2 separate regions of the Mus musculus genome follow, and region 2 is linked to region 1. Evidence: chromatin loops called from intact Hi-C (ENCODE). Cell type or tissue: heart. All regions are shown on one strand. Each heading gives the region's core, and the rest is flanking DNA. Links, peaks and the distances in the headings are about the cores only. Region 1 has its middle 41 kb from the start of Rtl9. Region 2 overlaps Acsl4 (acyl-CoA synthetase long-chain family member 4).

The links. Peaks named below come from ENCODE experiments on the same cell type or tissue, not always from the same donor. Only the 100,000 strongest peaks of a DNase experiment are listed, where the experiment ranks them.
Region 2: it touches region 1 in a loop (2.9-fold over the local background); 3 of 42 quality-filtered maps call a loop at or near these places.

What each region holds. Positions count from the first base shown.
Region 1 is chrX:143,053,013-143,063,350 of GRCm38, forward strand. It overlaps a transcript of Rtl9 not described here. Among named protein-coding and RNA genes, the nearest start is that of Rtl9, 41 kb to the right of the region's middle. In heart, for the core only: a CTCF peak has its summit at 6,011 (motif pointing left); a DNase peak (open chromatin) is centred at 5,979; H3K4me3 peaks cover 412 bases; H3K27ac peaks cover 282 bases; H3K27me3 peaks cover 331 bases.
Region 2 is chrX:142,368,003-142,378,340 of GRCm38, forward strand. All of the region lies in intron 1 of Acsl4 (acyl-CoA synthetase long-chain family member 4), which reads right to left. Among named protein-coding and RNA genes, the nearest start is that of Acsl4, 17 kb to the right of the region's middle. In heart, for the core only: a CTCF peak has its summit at 4,553 (motif pointing right); no DNase peak of the experiment used is centred there.

The sequences.
Region 1 (10,338 bases), core at 4,771-7,270:
TCCCTCTGTCCCTCCCATTTTCCTTCTTTCCTTCTTTCCTTCTTTCTTTCCTTCTTTCCTTCTTTCCTTCTTTCCTTCCTTCCTTCCTTCCTTCCTTCCTTCCTTCCTTCCTTCCTTCCCTCCCTCCCTCCCTCCCTCCCTCCCTCCTTCTTTTTTTCTCTTCTTTTCTTCCTCTTCCCTCCATGTCTCTTCATCTTTGGGCTTAGGGTGAAAGATCAGGGTCTTGGGTATGCTAGACAAATACTCTACTCATGAGCTGCATCTCCAGTCCATCCTTCAGGTCTCTTTCTATGATCGCTGTGGCACTTCAATAAGACACCATTAAGCGGGATGAAGGACCTTCAGGTTCTGGGTAGAAGCTGCTGCCCACTCTGCCTGCAGTTGGAGGATTGAAGAGATGATCAAAGTCGCTCTACCTTACTATAAGCAATAAATTGACTTCAGCGACTGGGAGAGAAGCAGCAACATATCAGCTGGGGATGGTGGAGCAAATACTTACTGACATGTCTGGCTGTGTTTTTACATGGAAAGCTGAGTGAAATGATGGAGGCGCTCAGACACCTCTTTTGTTTAAGCATTCAGCTGAGAACCTCCCGGGAACCGAGACAAAGTGTGAGCTTAAGAGCGCTGTTTCAAGGAGCCTGAATGATTTCAAGTCCCAGTTCCCTTTCCTTGTTGCCCTTGGGATCCCTGGTGTGGGTGCCTCTCCTCCGGGTAGGTGACATGAAGATGCCTACATCCTCCAGAAATGTGTAACCAGATGGGTGCCTTGGCGCTATCAAATGTAAGGGACAACCAAGCCATGGTTACGAGCACTGGTAATTTCAAGATAAACCTTTGGGTGTCTTCAAGCCTGTTCAGCTGCATTTGATCTGTGGGACCAACAGGTGAAAGAGGAGAACTGATTGCCTCAACTTATCCTCTGACTCTGCCCCCCCCCATCTCCCTCAGTCTCCTACTCTCTCCCTCTCCCTCCCTCCCCCCCCACACACTAAAATAAATGTAAAAAATGAAAAAAAAAACACTCTAAGAAAAGAAAATCTCTTGGATCCTAGGCCTCTTCTAACTGAGACCTTGGGACAAGTCCTTGCAGCCTCTGAAGCCCCCAACTTATCTCTTTGACATCATTCCAGGCAGCTCCGTGAAAGGCCCTTAGCATGGCAGATGCCCTATCAGCCACTGAAGGCAAACAGTGCAACATTTCTTTCTTTAGACTAGACATGTGCTATTGTGGTACCCACAAAGCTGCTCTAGCCACTCTAACCCCATACTTCGGTGACCTACGTTGCCTCAATGTGACACATTTCAACAGGGATCCATGGGTGTCTCCTTTTTGTGTTTTGTCTTTTGATTCACTGAACTTCTTGCTCTTCAGGAGAGATGCCAGGTCTCAGTGCAAAGGAAAGGTGTAATGGCTGCTAATGAATCATGGTGTGTGGCAGGCAAGGGCGAGCAGGGAATGTTGAAGTTCAAGGGCATCAAGTGATAGAGCCCTAACAGTTATATACATTCATATGGCAATGTCACGGAGTGAAGGATGTTGGCGTCTGTGAACACTTCTGTCACCACTGATTTGATAGTCCCATGCAAAGTTCCGGGGCCTCACACGTACCATGTCTGTGGGAAAGGATTTGTCATTTTGTCCTTGGCATCATTTACTGTAGCAACCACTCCAGCATTCAAAAAGAGAGCTGAGTTTGTATTGCATTCTTTTTCTTCCTCTTTCTCCTCCTTTTTTTTTTTTTTTTTGAAACAGGGTTTCTTTGTGTAGCTCTGGCTGTCCTGGAACTCACTCTGTAGACCAGGCTGGCCTAGAACTCACAGAGATACACCTGTCTCTGCCTCCCAAGTGCAGGGATTAAAGGTGTGCACCACTACTGCCTGGCCTCTATATTTCATTCTTTATCCTAAAATAATTTCCAGCTAGACCAAAGAATTAAAAAATCAATCTTTCTTATTATCAGGTGAGGGGCCTTAGATTAAATGCATAGTGTCACCCCTACCAAACAAAAATCAGAGGAGGGCTGAGTTTGAGGACAGTCTGAGATACATAAAAGCAGTCTCAAAAGGGGACTTTAAAAGACCAAATATCAAATTAGATTATAAAATATCAAAATTTTAGAAGCTAAAAAGCAAAAGCATAGGAGAATATTTAAGTATTTTGAAGTACACAGTTCCAGCAAATTCAGCAAAGAAACTTCAGGAGTTGCAAAGAAAAGATAATGACAGAGATTTATTATGTAGAAATTCAACAACTTAAAAATATGTATCATAAAACCAATAACCACAAAATGATGGCACCAGTAGTAAAAAAAAATAGAGGAAAAGATGATAATTTTTGAAATAAGGATAAAGATATGAGGAATGAGAGGACTTAGTAGTTATAAAATTGCACTGATACTTGATGCTGGTTGGCTAGAGCTAAGAAATTAGCAGTGATTATGAAGAGACCAGCATCACTGAGGTGAAATCTTCTGGGAAGTGTTTTCTGGAAGCACAAATAAGCTGTGTTCCAGAGATAGCCAAGGTTGTACCTCGTGCTGCGGCTGGACTTGGTAATGTGTAAGAGTCACCCGGGTGGTACTGGCTTTGAAAGCGTGAAAGGGTCATGAAGAACAGCTGAGGCTTGGCCTGTGAGAGGTTATGGAAGGCCACTGGTGAAGGTGCAGCCTCAGTTGTAGTTGACAGCCCAGGACTGAAGGGATCATGCAAAGAAGTTGAGGCTTGGCAACATGCAGAGAGCCTATGAGAGGCTATTGGTGAAGCCTAGTTGCAGCAGAAGAACCCAGCATACTGGAGATGCCAGTACCATGGGATGATCACCAAGAACAGAAGCGGCAGTGGAGTGGATCAACCTGAGCTTAGAGTGCTACAGAGGGCAGAGCTGGAGAAGTGACGCCTATGACAGAGACCAGAAGGTCATGTGTGGATCCCAGACATTGGACAGTTGGAATTTGATTTTGCTTTGCTTTCATTGTGACTGTGCCCTGAATTTTCGCTCTTGAAGTAAGAAAGTGATTGGTTTTATTTTTATTTTACTGGAGGTCACAATGGACAGACTATGAGTTTTAAAAGCCTTCTGATTTTAAAAGAAATTGGCTATTCTAAGGGGACTAAAATATTAATGTGTTTGAATTTGTAAAGACTGTAGGACTTTTAAATTATCTATGTTTTTAATGTGAGATCTTGGGGATAAATAAAAAGGAAAGGTTGTGGCTTAAGAGTGATGTGTTTGTGTGTCAAGTTGACAAGGGGTCAGTTGTACTGCCTGGTTTTGTGTATCAACTGGGCATAAGAGAGGGAGGAGCCTCAGGTGAGGAAATGCCTCCATGAGATCCAGCTTTAAGGCATTTTCTCATTGGTGTTCAGGAGTAGAGAGTGCAGCCCTTGGTGGGTGGTGCCATCCCTAAGCTGATGGGTCCTGGGTTCTCAGGCTGAGCAAGGCATGAGGAACAAGTCAGTAAGCAGCACCCCTTTGTGGCCTCGTCATCAGCTCCTGTCTCCAGGTTTCTGCTCTTGTCTGAGTTCCTGTCTTGAGTTCCTTCAATGATGACTATGATCTGAAAGTGTAAGCCCAATAAACTGCCCCCTAATTGCACTGAAATGAAAAAAAATATCTTACAACTTTGGTATGGCTAAGTCAAAAACAAAAACAAAACAAAAACAAACAAACAAACAAACAAACAAAAACCAAAAACCAAAGGATCGAGCAGAGTATAAGAGGCAGGCTAGTCATTGGGATACCAAGTTATGATGGCGTTATAGCCTCTTAAACCCTTTATAAATTGAACACATCATCAATAGAAAATGCAGTGGATATACTTATCACACCGAGCATCATTGCTTAACAACCCAGTACACTGGAGAGTACCAGTTGTGCCACTCACCATCATATACCTGACTGGGGAACCTGCTGCTGCCCAGCATTGTGACAGAGTAGGGAGCAGTGTATCACTAGCCCAAGAAAAGATTCCCATTCAAAGTTGGAAAGATGGCTTCTAGGTTTCTGTAGAATGTGTATGACTTTCACACAGGTTGTATTGAAAACCACAGTGAAACTATGGTGAGTCAGTCCTGTCAATATTATTTGTGAGAGCTCTATTACAAGAAGTGCCCTCTTTCCTTTAGCCCATCTACAGCGATGTGAAATTGCACAGGTGATTATTTGCTTGCTTATTATCTACTTCCCATACATTCAAATCGACTTCATGAAGGATGAGATTTCACTTCGCCACTACCATAGTCCTTGTGCTAGGATAGTGCCTGGTATTTGAGAAAGGAGTGTTGAGGGAATGGATGAGAGAGCTCTTGTAGATTATTGTAATACCGATACGCAATCTACTAGCAGTATACTAAAAAAAAAAAAAACACAGCAAAAATAAAAACACACAAAAAATTTTTATGCCATTTGAAAAGGTACGTAAAACACTAATAATTAAGAGATGCAAATTAAGACAGCGTCAAGGTGATTGACATGCCATTTTCATCTTTCAAATGGGCCAAATTAAAAAAAAAAGTTGCAAAAGCCTAGGCTTTGTGAGGATGTGGTAACAACAAGCACACCCACGTACGCGTGGTGCACATCTGAATAAGAACAACTTCCAGATGGAAATGTCATACTGTCAAAATTCTCCATGTTAAGTATTGCTTGCTCACTAAAAGATTACTTGTAAACAGACATAAAATCGAAATAACCAAAATGGCCATGCATGGTGGCGCACGCCTTTAATCCCAGCACTTGGGAGGCAGAGGCAGGTGGGTTTCTGAGTTCGAGGCCAGCCTGGTCTACAGAGTGAGTTCCAGGACAGCCAGGGCTACACAGAGAAACCCTGTCTCGAAAAACCAAAAAAAAAAAAAAAAAAAAAAAAAAAAAAAAAAAAAAAAAAAAGAAAGAAAAAGAAAGAAAGAAAGAACCAAAAATGATGTGAGTAACGATTTGGTTAACTCATTATAGCATATCTAAATAGCACAGTCATACACTTTTTTGTGATTCCAAGGAAGAACTTGGGCTTGGGGGCTAGGGAGATGCCTTGGTGGGCAAAGTGCTTTGCCACTCAAGTACAAGGATCTAAGACTGAATCTCCAGAACCAAGGTAAAGCAGATACCCTAGGTTACTCTGTGGCTGCCACACATATGTTGGGGTACACATGTGCCCACACATACATGAACACACACAATTCATATATATATATGTATATAAAACTTGGGCTCCATTATTATCACACTGCCTTTATGTTGAAGATGTTTCTAAACACAACTTGATTTTCTCACCACCAAAAACGGGGAGAATTGTCATAAATCTCCACCATGAGGTTATGAAGAGCAAATGAGACAGTGCTCACAGTGGATGCTCTGGTGACAACTAGCACGGAGCAGCTAGCTAATAGTTGCTATCCAGGTCTATTCTAGTTAGACTACGATTGGTGACAATGACAGCATCTCCCCAAATAAGGACAAGCTTGATCTTTGTACATGGACAGGCAGAGATGCTCAATAGAGCATTGTGACAAAAATCACATTGTAGGCTATGATTTCTGTTAAGGCTATTGCACGAACAGCTCTTGCTTTTGGCAAACAGGCTCCAGGAGATAGATTTTCACCTTAGTAATGATTAGACTCCTTTGAGACAAGCATGTGTTAGTTTTATAATAAACAAAAGATGTAAAGAGGGGGACAAAATCTCCATTTATAACTTCAAGGACAGTTAATCCCACCAGGCTTCACATCCCCCTGTCCTTGGCTACAGCCCAAGTGCTAAGCCTTCCTGTCCTTGGCCCGTTCTCTCCCCTTCATCCTCCCACTGCACCCCCGACCCATCGAATTCCCCACTACTGCCCCTTTCCACTCCTCTCAGTGCCCTCTAGAAGTGTCACCCCACAATCGACTCCCTGTTTACTCGGGATAAACTTTCCTACACAACAATCTTAGGTCTGCCTTCCCTTCTGGAAGTGCTGAAACCTGAGTCGCGCCACCGAGTTCACAGCTTTGCAGGCAGCGCCCTCTAGTGGCCACTTCCCGCACTCCTCCACTACAGGCACCCTGGGGCTGGGAGGTGGGGTCTGTGCTCCAGCTTCCCCTGTCTGCTTCCAGATCGTTTAGTTCTCCATCCTCCGCCAAGAACTCCTCCTTCTAATGCCATCTGGCTACAGCACCCTCTTCTCTCCTCGTCGGCTCTTCTTTTTGGTCAACCCCCCACTCCCACATTCAAGGAAGAGTTCAACATCTGGCTCACTGTCTTCTTCTCCACCCCAAGTCCTGACATCAATATTGGTGAGTTTAACATCCATGGTCCATGTGCGGGACACACCTCCCTTGTAGCCTTACCATGCTTCATCATCAGCTAGAACCTCCTCCATCCACATCCTGTCTGCTGACCTCAAAGCTCCTCTCATTACCTCAGGAGGTTTGCCAGGCGTTTGCAGCTCCTCCATCCATGTTCTCATTCCATCAAACCCTCTTACCTTACTTGCTTCCCCCTTCATTCTCGAAAATCACCAACGGTAAGAACATTAGTGAATATCTATGTGCCAGACACATAATAAGCTTATGATGCCATCATTTCTATATTTTAATGCCATCCTCACAATCATTGTATGAGACAGCTATTGTTGTTCTTTATAAAATGAGATTGCTGGGGATCAGAGAGGTTGAGTGACTTACCTAAAGTCCAACAGTCAGGTTGCGGCAGAAATGAGATTGGAGGCTGCGTGCTTCAATCTAACTCAAGGAACACGGACTTCAAGATTTTGCCTATTTTGACAACTCCTTCGTCACATCCATGAGGCAAAATCCAAAGTCTGGATAAATTTAACTGATCGTCTCCTCCTTGACAGAGGAAGCTGGATCACTTTGTTAATTAGTCCCAGTAGGAAGTCACAGTTTCCCACCTCTGTGGGGCCCTTGGCTCATCTAAAGAATCCTCAGTAGTTGTCCTGACAATGGCATTTTCAAACTTTCTCCACTGCCCTCTGGAGTGAGATGGTCTTGTCTCAGCCACTTCCATGCTTAATAGTGTAGCAGGCTTTAAGGAAGGGTCAGGAGAAGGACAGAGAGGATGAAGGGAAGTAATAGTGCCATGGATTGAGCGTCTCCTATAACAAGCCTCTGGGACAGGTGCTTTGCCTGCAGCATCTTACAGAATCCTCCTAGCAGCTCCACAGAGAGCGATGTTGTTGTGATTCTTACTGTACAGAGAAGGAGACAGAGGCACAGAGAGGTGAAGCGCTTGCTCGGGGGTGGGGTGGGGGTGGCGGAGGCGGGTGGAGATATGGTTTGTAAGTAGAGAGGTCACAAAACCCTTCATCTTGAGAGATTACTGTGATTTGTCCTCCGTTAACTGTTAACTATCTCACACCCTCCAGTCTGGCTGCAAGCATATTGCTCGGACCACCTTCCCAAAATGAGCATCTTCCTGCTCTTCCAAACCATTGCCCAGCCTTCCCGATGCCCAAGAAATCTTTGATCTTGCCACCTTTCTTTCTTACTACACCCATTGCCACCTCCCTAGAACAGGATTACTTTGGGCTACCCAACAACACCCTGTTTTCCTCTGCCCTCCACCCTTTCCTGTCTTCAGTACTCCTTTCCAGTCTCCCTTAAATGCACCTCTTCTGTGCTTTTATGCAGTATTTACACATTGATTCCAGCATCCTGTCATTTCCCGCTGACTTTTCTTGTTTCCTTCAATAAACAGGGAGCCGCTTAAAGGTGGGTACTGTGCCTTTGTTAACTCAGTACTCTCCAGGGCATAGCACTCGGGGCTGCTTAAAACCCATGTTTGTTGACTGACTGACTGAATGAATGAATGGAGTGAACGAGGGAGAAGAAAGCCCTCACTTGGAAAGTTTAGTGACATGAGCTGTATGGTATCTGGCTCTTGGCTGGAGTTGCTGCAGTTTTTCCTTATGACTACAGTGCTGTAAAAATATGTCTGCACGTGGATAAAGACTGCAGGAGAAGTTTTCCACACAAATTAAGAGTTGTGTTAGCGTGGTGAGTTGATGGATGTTTTTTTATTTCCCTTCCTGTTTGCAAAATGTTCTTTAGCACGACTTTGCGAGTGCTTTGGCCAAGTGGCCGACATCATAGAAGCAGGAGTCTGGGGCTGTCATGGAGGGATCGACAGTCAATATGTATTGATGCCCACTAGACTCTCCTCCTGGGTTCTGGGTGCCGTGGGGAGACAAGTGGGTAGAGGTGGCTCATCCTGACTCAGGTTCACATGTCCAGAAACCTTGCCAATTTTGTTGGATTTGCTGGAATAAAATGAGAACTTTCAAGAATTTTCCAAGCTCCTGGGTTGAGGTATTTTTTTTTCCTCTCCTAAAGTTGTGCAGCAAACAAAGATGGCTTTTGTTTGCAGTAAAACACTCATTCCTTCAATTTTATATTGCAGAGTGACTTCTGCTGCTGGGGTGGTGCTGGTGGTGGTGGTGCTGGTGGTGGTGGTGGTAGTGGTGGTGGTGAGGTTTGCTAAACAGGAAAACGAACTGCCCATACTTGGTTGGTACAGAGGTGACTGAAATGTTTTCCCTCTTTCTGGCTCCTGAATAACATGTTTAGGAATTTCATTGGCAAAATGATGAAATTGTTCATTTACTGTGGCAGGATTTCCAAAGCTACATGCCGTGAGTTAACCCAGAAGAAAAGGGGGAAAAATCGGGGTGGCAGTTCCCAAAGATTCAGCGGATGAGTGCTCTGCTTTTATTGGGTACTTCCTCACCCGCACGCACGCCCGGCACTGCTGGCATTGTGCTTGGGAATGTGGGGGTACCTCATTTAAACCCTGGAGTGATGTTTTCCTGGAGATTCTCCTTAGCCCCATGTTAGAGACTGGAAAACTGAGCTTCAGATTTTACTTGGAAATTCTGAGACCAGGGTTCAAAGGCCAGCTCAGCTGGCCATCTTTAACCATTTGGCAACCTTGCCTCTCCACGAGTGTACCCGTAGAGGAGCTGCGGTATACATTTATCTTTTCAGTTAACAAACAGTTTAGTGTTTCCCATGTGCCGTGCATGTGGCCAGGGTTTTATAAACACTAGTTCATTTAGTCCTTAAAGCCTGTGTGAAGTACTATTATTAATTCCATGTGAGTGGTGGGATCACAGAGGCAGAGAGGTTAAGTCACTTGCTAGGGATCAGGAAAGCTAGCATGTGACGAAGCCAGAGTCACCATCTAGTCTGCCGTGTTCTAGGGTCTGCTTCTTAACCTTGATCTTGTGTTGCATAACACATAGGTTCCTCTCCAACACACATCCCCAGCCTGTACCTTTCAACCAGGGTGGGGGCGGGGTGTCTTGCAGAGTGGGGGTGGGGGTGGGGGATGGTAAATGCCATCTTCTGTACCAAGGCAAGAGTGGCCTTAGCGGCAGGTAGCTTCTGTGAATAAGGACTGGGCTCGGATTGGAAGTGGAGTGTTCAGTTTTCAGAGCTGAGCCTCTCCAAAGCTTGGTTCCACAGATAAAGAAGAGGTCCTTCACCAGAGCCCTTCATGGATTGAACTGGTGTGATTTTTCAGTGTTTTAAAGGCAAGGCGGGCTTCATTTGCGGCTTGCTGGGCTCCTGAAGGGCTTTTGGTTTGTCTCCTCTTTTTGTTTCAACGCGAGACGCCAAGATAGTGCCTTTCCAAGGTAATTTGCATAAGGTACACAGGGAGGGAGAGTGGCCTTCCCTCCCCCTCGGCTCACACCTCTCATTCCTACCTTTCCCAACAGGCCCAGTCACAGCCTTGTTCCCTAGAGCCAAGCCTAGACAATGGTGGCAGCTCGGCTGGATGGAGGAGGAGGAGTAGTAGCAGGCCCAGCCCACCAGCTTGAAAGCTTCATCTGACAGGGGAGGAGGCACATCTGGTTTGGGTTTTCAATTCAATTCAACAATGATTTATTGTAGGCCTGCCAGCTGCAGAGGTTCTGGGCTCAGCTAGGCGGCAGAGATTCGAAGATCAAGAAAAATCTTGTCTGTGCCCTTAAAGGAGTTTGCTGGGTCCTACAGCTGTGTAGACCCGGGAACAACTTTTATGGGACAAACTCGCCTTGCGTCCGTGTTGCCTTTGAACCTTCCCAACATGGTCTGTGATGGGGAAGGGTTTTTGGTTACTTCCACTTTACATGTGAGGAAAGTGGGCCTCGGAGAGGAAGTGACTGGCCCAAGGTCATGTACTTAGGAAGTGACCACACCAGCCCTGGAACCTAGGCGAGACTGCTTCTCAAGTTTGCAGTTTTAACTGTTCATTTGGCTCCTTCCCAGAAACAATGAAGACGACACTAAGTACTTTTTTGTGTGCTCTGGAGGTCCTGTCCTGGGCTGAGAAGGCTGTGGATGTCCTTCCTTGGGTCACC
Region 2 (10,338 bases), core at 3,232-5,731, 690 kb before region 1:
ATGGCCAGATGTATGATTATTCACTGAGTCATGGGCTGTAGCCAATGGATTGGCTAGATGGTCAGGGACTTGGAAAGATCACAATTGGAAAATTGGTGAGAAAGACATCTGGGGAAGAAGTATGTGGATAGATCTCTCCAAATGGGCAAAGGATGTGAAGATATTTGTGTCCCATGTAAATGCTCACCAAAAGGTGACTTCAGCCGAGGAGGAGTTCAATAATCAAGTGGATAAGATGACCCGTTCTGTGGACAGTCAGCCTCTCTCCCCAGCCATCCCTGTCATTGCTCAATGGGCACATGAACAAAGTGGCCATGGTGGTCGAGATGGAGGTTATGCTTGGGCTCAGCAACACGGGCTTCCACTCACCAAGGCTGACCTGGCTACAGCGGCTGCTGAATGCCAGATCTGCCAACAGCAGAAACCAACGCTGAGCCCCAGATATGGCACCATTCCTCGAGGTGACCAGCCAGCAACCTGGTGGCAGGTTGACTACATTGGACCACTTCCTTTGTGGAAAGGACAGCGTTTTGTTCTTACTGGAGTAGACACTTATTCTGGTTATAGATTTGCCTTTCCTGCACGTAAAGCCTCTGCTAAAACCACCATCCACGGACTGACAGAATGCCTTATCTATCGTCATGGTATTGAGCCAGGCGGTGGTGGCAAACATCTTTAATCCCAGCACTCGGGAGGCAGAGGCAGAGGCAGGCGTATTTCTGAGTTTGAAGACAGCCTGGTCTACAGAGTGAGTTACAGGACAGCCAGGGCTACACAGAGAAACCCTGTCTTGAAAAAAAAAAAAAAGAAGAAGAATGGTGTTTATAGATAGGAGAAAAACCAAGAACAGCAGCATCTAAGCAACACTTCAAAACGGAAATGTCCAGATTGCAGAATTATAGGTGGCTTTAAAAAAAAAAACGTTATCCTTAAATTTGTCTTAGATCTTTTTAAAGCTTCCACAGAGAATATAATCCATGTTTCACTAATAATAAGAAAGACTTTCAGTTAGTTCTAATTTATGCTGATATATTTCTCTGTGTTGATAAGTGACAATCAATATATCATCCCCAAAGGTAAAATTTGAACCAACTCAGGAGAATAAGTGATACTTAAAAAGAAGCCAAGATCTGATTTCAAATATACTAATACAATTAGATTGAATACTTCCTCTGTTTTCTTTTTTTCTTTAGGGTGGGTGAGGAGGGGTTCAAAATGGGGTATCTCTGTGTAGCCCTGGCTGTCCTGGAACTCACTCTGTAGACCAGGCTGGCCTCGAACTCAGAGATCTGACTGTCTTTGCCTCCTGAGTGCCAGGATTAAAATTGTGCACTACAGCCACCCGATATTTCCATCTTTCAACCAGATTTAAAGTCAAATCAACAACCTTTTTCTTATTATAACTATAATGCTGTTTGCTAAGACTAAGCATCCTTGCCATTCCCTCTGTTAAAATGAAACTAACAAAGGCATGGTGTGGCTGCAGGTCAGGGGAAGAGTGCTTACCTAGTAGGCCAAGGGCCTTATTTTCATCCCTCTGCACAAATAAATGAGCAAATACTAGCAAAAAAAAATATTACTGTTGTGGTCCCACGAGTCACCCCAGAAATATTTCAACTACCACTAAATAAATAGATGCCATTAAAAAGCCAGCAACTATGAAGCGTCCCACACACAAATGAAAGTGTTAATAATGTCTGGAGTCCACCGCTCCATCTATCTTTCCTATTAAAACAAACAAGAATACAAATGATAGAAGACAACTACATAATATAATACTTAATAACCCTTTTAATGTCTGTGTGTAGACTACAGAGTATTGCTTTCTACACTGGTAATCAGAGGGTCTTTGAAGGGATTTCAATAGTGAACCCTTTTTTAGTACCTCTTGTTTAATATCTGGCCTCTGGAAACAAACATGAAACTTTAGAGACTATCACTTTACCAAACACAGTCTTGCTTTGAGACACTGCAAGGAAATGTGATACCTTATAAATGTGCCCTGGATGATTTCACAAAGTAGGACGCAGAGAAAGGCTGAATCATTTCTCTCCCTCAAAGTTTTCATTTCAGAATGTTTCAGGCAGCCGTAAAGCATCATTAAGTAATCTCACTTCCTGTAAGGTCAACGGGTCTCTGAAAGTGTCCTGCAGTAACCTCAAGAGGGCCGTGCTGCAGGAAGTTCACAATCCTGACGACTAGGCAAGAAAGCCATGTGCTATGCACAGGAGTTTATTGCAATACACAACAAGAGATTTACTCAAAACAACGTTGCCTTCCACGTTAAAGGAAACTTAGCTATAACTGCACAGAAGTAACACTTGAGAAGCTAGATTCCAAAAACCATGATTTATCACGAAGAAAGGAGAATCAGCGTGGTCACATCTCCAAGCTTCCCAAGAACTGTAGCTGAGCTGTCATCCTACAGTAGAATCAGACTCCTCTTTTAGAAAAAAAAAGTTGTCTCTAGTTATCCCACATACAGAAAATACAGATAGATGTATGATCACTATACTGAAAACACTTGCAGGTTCAAACTCTTCTTTGAATCCATAGTCATGTGTCATACATGAGTAACAAGAACACTAGCTACACAGCATTAACCTCACTGTCTCTTCTGTCTGTCTGTCATCCCCTACTTCTCCTTCACATATGTGTGCACATACGTTATAGTCTTACAAAAGCTACAATTTTAGCTTATGTACAACTGAGCATTTACAATCCACCTAAAATCTACAATAATGCCTTGATTCCAAATTAAAATCTTCATCTTAAAAGGATTAAGGATTTATTTTTTTTTTTGTATTTATATGAGTACACTGCAGCTGTCTTCAGACACACACCAGAAGAATGCATTGGATCCCATGACAGATGGGTGCGAGTCACCACGTGGTTGCTAGGACCTCTGGAAGAACAGTCAGTGCTCTTAACCACTGAGCCATCTCTCCAGCCCAAAAGTTTATATTTTAAGATGAAATAAAACATATGCAGTGGAAGAAATATCTCCATTTAATTTTTATTTTTACATTCATGCAAGTTTAAAAGACAATAGTTCAAATATTGAAACTGAGTTCCAATTTAACACTGAAAATCAAAAAAAATATGTTGACAAGTTAACTTCAGAAATCAAACAAAATTTCTACCTTTTGCAGATTAATGAACATCTTGTGTTCTGGAGGCTTTTTTTGGCAGTAAATAAATAAATAAATAACATAATATAATATAATATAACATAACATAACATAACATAACATAACATAACCAGTTATAATTTCCCATCTATACTTTTCTGGAAACCTTAGCAATGCATATCAAATAATGCTTGTTTGACTACCAGCCAATGACAAAAGACTAAAGCGAATCTGAATGTTTGTAAACTAATGCAGACCCTATAAATGCCAGCTGCTGGAATAGTTAATTCTCTGGGTCTCCAGTGCAGCCTCAGCATGCTAAGAAATGAGAGCAGAGCTCTCACCGGCTCACAGGCACCATGCTTCACCCGAGCTTAAGGCAGCCCAGATGAAAGGCAGCCTGCAGAACAAACAGGGGTCAATATGCCACAACTAGACAACTTATGTTCAACTGCTGGCTGGGCCACTTACTGGAGGCTGGTGACCTCTTAGATCCAGTTACCACAAGTATAAAATAGGGAGAGCACGGCTAGTGCCCACACCTTTTGCCATGATGAACTTATAGTTTCTCAAAAGCAATGACTTCTGGTCTTTCACCTCCTTTCCTAGCACATCATTTCTCTTCTGTCAGGAACATTCTATTCTTCCCTTTTCCGGCTTCCTTTACATCTTCATTTAAGCAGTTCTGGTAGAAAGCCCTCTCTGACTGTCCATCTGTGTCACATGCATTTGACACTGGCCCTCAAAGCACTCTGGAGCTCCGCACTTAAACTTCTACTTGTGGTCTCCTGCTTTAGTTCTCTCATTATTTAAGATGAAGGCCATGCTTCTCTTGATCACCACTGCAACACTGGGGAGCACCATACGGGTACAGGGCAGACTCCAAGTAGATGCTTAGTTAAGTGTTCCTTAAATGAATATTGAATGAAATGACCAGTCAGACAATGGCAAATAACAGCAAGAGGAAATTGAGGAAGAATTTCTAAGCTACAGCTTTCATGCTACGCTGAAGTATGAGCTCTTCACATATTACAGGAGTGTTTCTTCTTATACAACGAGAAGTTTTCCATTAAACATCAAAAGAAGTATCATATTCTTACCAAAATACAAAATAAGTGCCCTTTTGTGCAAAGAACCATAACTTCATAAAGCAGAGCAAACAAGAATCCACTCGGTATGTTTACGCTTATTATTAATATCGTGTCCCATATTCCAAAGTCTTTATTTAAATAGACTATCAGAACCACGTTATACAGCTCGTGTTCAGCTCCCTAAATATCAGCTGAAACACGCAAATATTAGTGGCCTGAGTGGAGGAAAAAAAAACAGAAGATGAAACCATGAACAAAGAAGAACATACAAGAAAAAGTATTTGAAATGGTGAAAAATAAATGCAGCAATAATAGCAGCGTTTCTATACATTGCCACTGGGTGGCAGCACTGTAACTAGCTAGGCAACACAGAAATGAACCTGGAGACAGATCAGGCTGTTTTACAGAGCTTAAGTTGAAAACTCCAGTCAGTTTCTATACTGATAGGCAACACATTCAAGGTTCTGTCGTCATAGGCCTTAAGTAGGTTATGAGACTTGAGGAAGGTAAGTTTAGTTACCACTTTGGCCTAAATATGTATGTCAGTACCCTATTCTAAATGTGGAGATTCTCAGTGGAGAAAGAGGGATTAGAAAAACCTAGAAAGCATTTGCAAAATTCAGGGTGAACCACATAAAAGTATGACAGTCAAAAGTTCACTACATACATTTTTTTTAATTCCACAAACTTAAATAGTTCAATTTGACATACGCATATATTATTAATCCAGTACTACGGCTGAAAGGTAATAGTTCTATTTTTTTTTAAGGTGAAAAAAGCATTGGAAACATAGTTGGCCTTTTACTTAATGTAATAAAGAATTAACTGAACAGAGATACAACAAAGTATTTAAGGTGAAGGAATAACATATTAAAAAAACAACAGATATAAGTAAAAAATTACCAAAGAAAAGACATGTTATATTTAAGTGTAAAAAGGAAAATTTCAAAAATGTATTTAAAATATGTTTGGCAGCCTATCTTTTAGGGAAATCCAGAGTTTGTGAGAAATGGGCTTATATTCTCCATAGAAAAACAGACAAAGGTGTCTATTTAAAAAATGCTAAAACTCAGTTGTCTCTTAGGATTACCCATACTTTATTTTTGTAATTGTCTCTATATATTCTAAAATAAATGTATAGAGTACTTTGAATGCTGTGACAGAAATCAACACCTAGGTAATACAAAGTGAATTCTAGCTTAATTGCTTTGCCACTGTTATGTTATAAACAATGTTGAAATTAGGGGAAACAGTACAAATTATACATGGACTGTAGCACCATCTCTAATATATTTTCTATGGGCTTAATATCGCTCCAAATAAAACGTGTTCATTTAAAAGCAGTAAGATCAGCATTAATGTCACAATTAAAAATACAGATTATCGGTCTGGAGAGGTGGCTCAGCAGTTAAGAGCACCGACTGCTCTTCCAGAGGTCCTGAGTTCAATTCCCAGCAGCTACATGGTGGCTCATGTAATGAGCATCCAAAGCTGTCTTCTGGTGTGTCTGAAGGCAGTGACAGTGTACTCACATATAGTAAATAAATGTATGTTAGTAAATGTAAATGAGCAAGTGGGACTGGAGCGGGCGGGGCCAGAAAACAAAAGTATGTACCAATTGTAAGAATTTACAGTGTATTCACATACATACATACATACATACATACATACATACATAAGACCGTTTTTAAAAAGGAGTCATTTATTTAAGCCATTCCTAAGGATTCATAATAGGTAAACTAAACTCTTGATCAGTAAATCATCACACCTTCTAACATTATAACACAAAACTGTAGAGGCAGCTATGCCATTGAGTCTCCCTTAAATATACAAATGGTATGACTCTGCTGGACCAAGTTTACTGAAGCAAGAAACAAATCCTGAAGGATCCCCTGATTGGTTTGTAATCACCATACCATGGAGAGTTGATTAGGAAATGAATTAAAAGTTAAAATACAGTCTTGACAACTGTTTTCTGTCACATTCAAAAACAGCTACTCTCCCAAATCCTTAGTAGTTACAAATGCATGTGCAAGCATCTGTTCAAGAAACAGCCCATAAGCTGTGCTCTGCCCTCATGGAACTTGGTGTTCAATAAACAACATTTTCAGGAGACAGCAGCCTAATATAGATAAAGAGGTACACCAGGAGAAGGTCACAGACGAGGCAAATCTTCTCGTCCAACTAGATGATTACAGACTTTTAAAAGTTATTAATAATAGCTACTGAGTATCCAGTTATACGTGCTACTGCTAAAAGGTGGGGAGAGGATTATCTGGCTTGCTTACTTAAAATCAATTTTTATTTTAAAAGTTCATTTAAACGTCAGGCCATGAAAACACGTGCACAACAAAGAATGAATATGAGGTTCTAAAAGAGCACAGAGGAATGAAAAATGCCATGTCCAAAAACACAAATAAGGGGCCGGAGAGATGGCTCAGCGATTAAGAGCACTGACTGATCTTTCAAGGTCCTGAGTTCAAGTTCTAGCAACCACATGGTGGCTCACAACCATCTGTAATGGGACCTGATGCCCTCTTCTGGTGTGTCTGAAGACAGCTACAGTGTACTCACATAAAATAAACCTTTAAAAAAAAAGTGATCGGGCATGGTGGTGCACGCCTTTAATACCAGCACTTTGGGAGGCAGAGGCAGGCAGATTTCTGAGTTCGAGGTCAGCCTGGTCTACAAAGTGAGTTCCAGGACAGCCAGGGCTACACAGAGAAACCCTGTCTCGAAAAACCAAATAATAATAATAATAAATTAAATTAAATTTTTAAAAAAGCACAAACTAAAGGTCCTGACCGAGCTCATATATTGACCAGTCAACGATTACAAACAATACCCCACATGGTTATATTATTTTAGGAAGTATAAAATCTGGAATAGTTTAGATCCCTGGTGGAACATAGCCAAGGGAGTTTTTTTTGTTGTTTTTTGTTTTTTTGTTTTTTTTTTTTTTTACCCAGGTATTTAAGATGCTTTACTGTAAGACATATATCCAGAATGCCAAAATCAAAGCTTAGGGCTGAGGGTACAAAGCTCAGTGGTATAGCATTTACATAGCATGCTCTCAGGCACAGAAAAACAAAGTAAAAACACATAAGAACTGACTAGAAATGAAGTGTCCGAGTACTACAAGATCTCATGCAGATGCGAAGCCTTCTTCCATCTCAATGAAATACTTTTTAAGGAAGACGATCTATGTATTCACATACAGTGGCTAGCTAAGAAAACACCCCAACCAGATTCTATGTTGGTATTTAGTGCTGATGAATCCTGCCCATAAACCCAAACACATTTAACTTCTGTGGGATCGTAGATGAAAAGTGCCTTGAAGACACCCCTCCGCATTTATGTCTGTGATCACTTAATGTCAAGTGTCATCTTTCAAGTAGACAGCAATCCAATCCTCTTTGCAACCTCTGTAACCAGTGTCAACATCAGTAAAAGAAAGTTAGTTTGCCTTTTCATGTGTCTGGAGCAATCTGCTGCCTACCCTTCTTCAAAAGCAAGGCCAAGGTCAGCAGCATAATAGGATGTTGTGAAATGTTCTTTCTTACCTCGCAGCCGCTTGAGCTCTGCTGTCTCTGTCACTTGGCAAGAGTGACTTGCAGTTAAGGTTATTTCTTTATTGTTTTAGAGTTACATTTTGCTTATGTTTGTGAATGGTTTGCCCACATGTAGAGCTGTTCACCATTTGCAAACCTGGTACCCATGAAGGCCAAAAGAGGGCACTGGATCCCCTGGAAGTGGAGTTCCAAAGGACTGTGAGCTTCCATGTGGACTCTGGGAACTAAACAGGAGTCTCATGAAAGAGCAACAAGTGTTCCAGACTCTCTGAAGATATTTTAAAAGAGGAATAAATGATGCCATTATCTTACAATTTCCAAGTCAAACATGCCTGAAAGTAGAACTGAGGTTGAGAGCCAGGAGCCCAGTTCAGGTAACATCCGGGTCTTCCATCAGTACTGGGGCAGTATCAGTGAAGCCAGAAGGAAGAACTCTCAAACCAAGAACTCTCAAACCTGGCTGAGAACTAAACTCTAAGCACAGTTACAACCTGCAGCCTCTGAGCTGAATGCGGACGAGGAGAGTTAGGGATGAGGTCCAATATAAAATCATACACATTACGAACTGATTTTACAATTTTTTCTTGCAACTCCCAATTGTGTAGTTCTCAAACATAAACTCTGCCAATGACCACATCTTGTTGCACGGTCCAAAAGGTGGGCATGCTGTAGAGAATCTGTATACATACAGTCCAACTTTGAACTGCTATTTTTCTTTTTTTTTTAAGATTTGTTTATTTTTATGTGCACCAGTATTTTGCCTGCATGTATATCTGTGTAAGGGGGGGTCAGATCCCCTGGAACTAGAGTTACAGACAGTTACGAGCTAGGAATTGAACCCAGATCCTCTGGAAGAGCTGCCCAGTGCTCTTAACTGCTGAACTATCTCTCCAACCCCTTCTCATTTCTTTTCTTTAACTGAGAGGCAGAAGCTAATCCTAGCACTTAGGAGTATGAGGTAAAAGGACCAAAAGTTTGATAGTTTTTTTTTTTAATCAACTGACAAGCCTAACAATTTTCCATCTTTAGTTTATAGTCACTCCTCCTAAACAAAAGAAGTATTTCCCATGACTTTGTAATCAAATGTTACATCATCCAGAAACTAGTTTAAATGGTTTGTTTTCTTAGCTAAGAATGATGCAAAACTAGAGAAATAAACGTCAGCTGAAAAAAAAAACTGTAATCAAAGTCACTACTTCCAAATTAGTTACTTGCTATCTCTTCAAGTCATCAGTTCCATTATGAACGTTAGAGAGTACTCGTTTTATATTTAGTAAATATTTACTGGAGACTATGTTCATGAAGTTTAACACTGCAGAGCCTCATATTGATCCCAACTGCTGTGATAAATTCCGTGACCCAAAGCAGCTTGAGGAGGAAAGGGCTTATTTATTTCATCTACAGCTTACAGTTCATCACCCAAGGAAGTCAGAGCAGGAACTCAAGGAACTGAAGCAGGATCATAATAAAGCCACACTGTTCACTGGCTTGCTCAGCCTGCTTTCTGGAACAACCCAAGACCACCTACCAATGTGTGCCTCTGCCCACAATGGGCTGAGCCCTCCCATATCAATCATTAATCAAAACAATACCCAATTGACATGCCAGTGGGCAATCTAACTGAGGCATTTCCTCAATTCAGCTCCCTTCTCAGATGACTCCAGCTTGCATCAGGTTGACACAACTTGCTCTTTAAATATCATACAACAAACTGAATTGCAAATGTCTGGTTTTCACAATTCAAAGGACACCCAGAGTCCAGATCATCACTGTCACTTCCTCCTCATCTCTGGTAATGACCTTGTACATCATCCACCTCCTCCTTCCTGCAGGGAGTTATCTTGAGCAACGTGGTCCTTCAATTAAAGACTGGGCACAATCACAAGTCTCACCACGTTCAAGATCAACGATAGCTGGAAAACCAAGGATCCTCTATGGATAAAACCAAGATAATATGGTCCTTACAGTTAAAGTTGTTTTGAGAAAAGTACCAGCTAGCCGAAACTTGTTACTTTTGAACCCCCCCCCATTCTACTAAATGTTACCATTTCAGCACTAGCCCACCAACTAAGGAGAAAGACTTCATATAGCCAAAGTATATGGTAGAAATGTAGGGTGACACAGAAAGACAGGAAGTGGGCAGCCATCCTGCAACAAAAGTATTTTTCTCACAAATAGTAGAGCTAGCACCATCCATGGAGCCTTTTTGCCTATTTCTCCCCCACTATTAAAACCTACTGCGCTAGGGAAAAAAATACCGTTTTAATCTTACTATTTTATACACCAGGGCCTGGCAATTACCAGTTATTCAATTCTACCTAGGCAAGTAAGTCCCAAAAGAAATGGCTAAGCTGTAAAAGTCATGTTGCTTACAAACAGCAACAGGGAAAGCAGGGGGGTTCAGTGGGTAGAGGCACCATGTGCAGGCCTGACTGAGTTTGATCCCCAGAGGCCACAAGGCTGCAGCAGAGAGCCTGTTCTCACGAACTGTGCTCAATCTTCCATGTGTGCAAAGGCACACAAATAATAAGCAGAGCGTTCCGG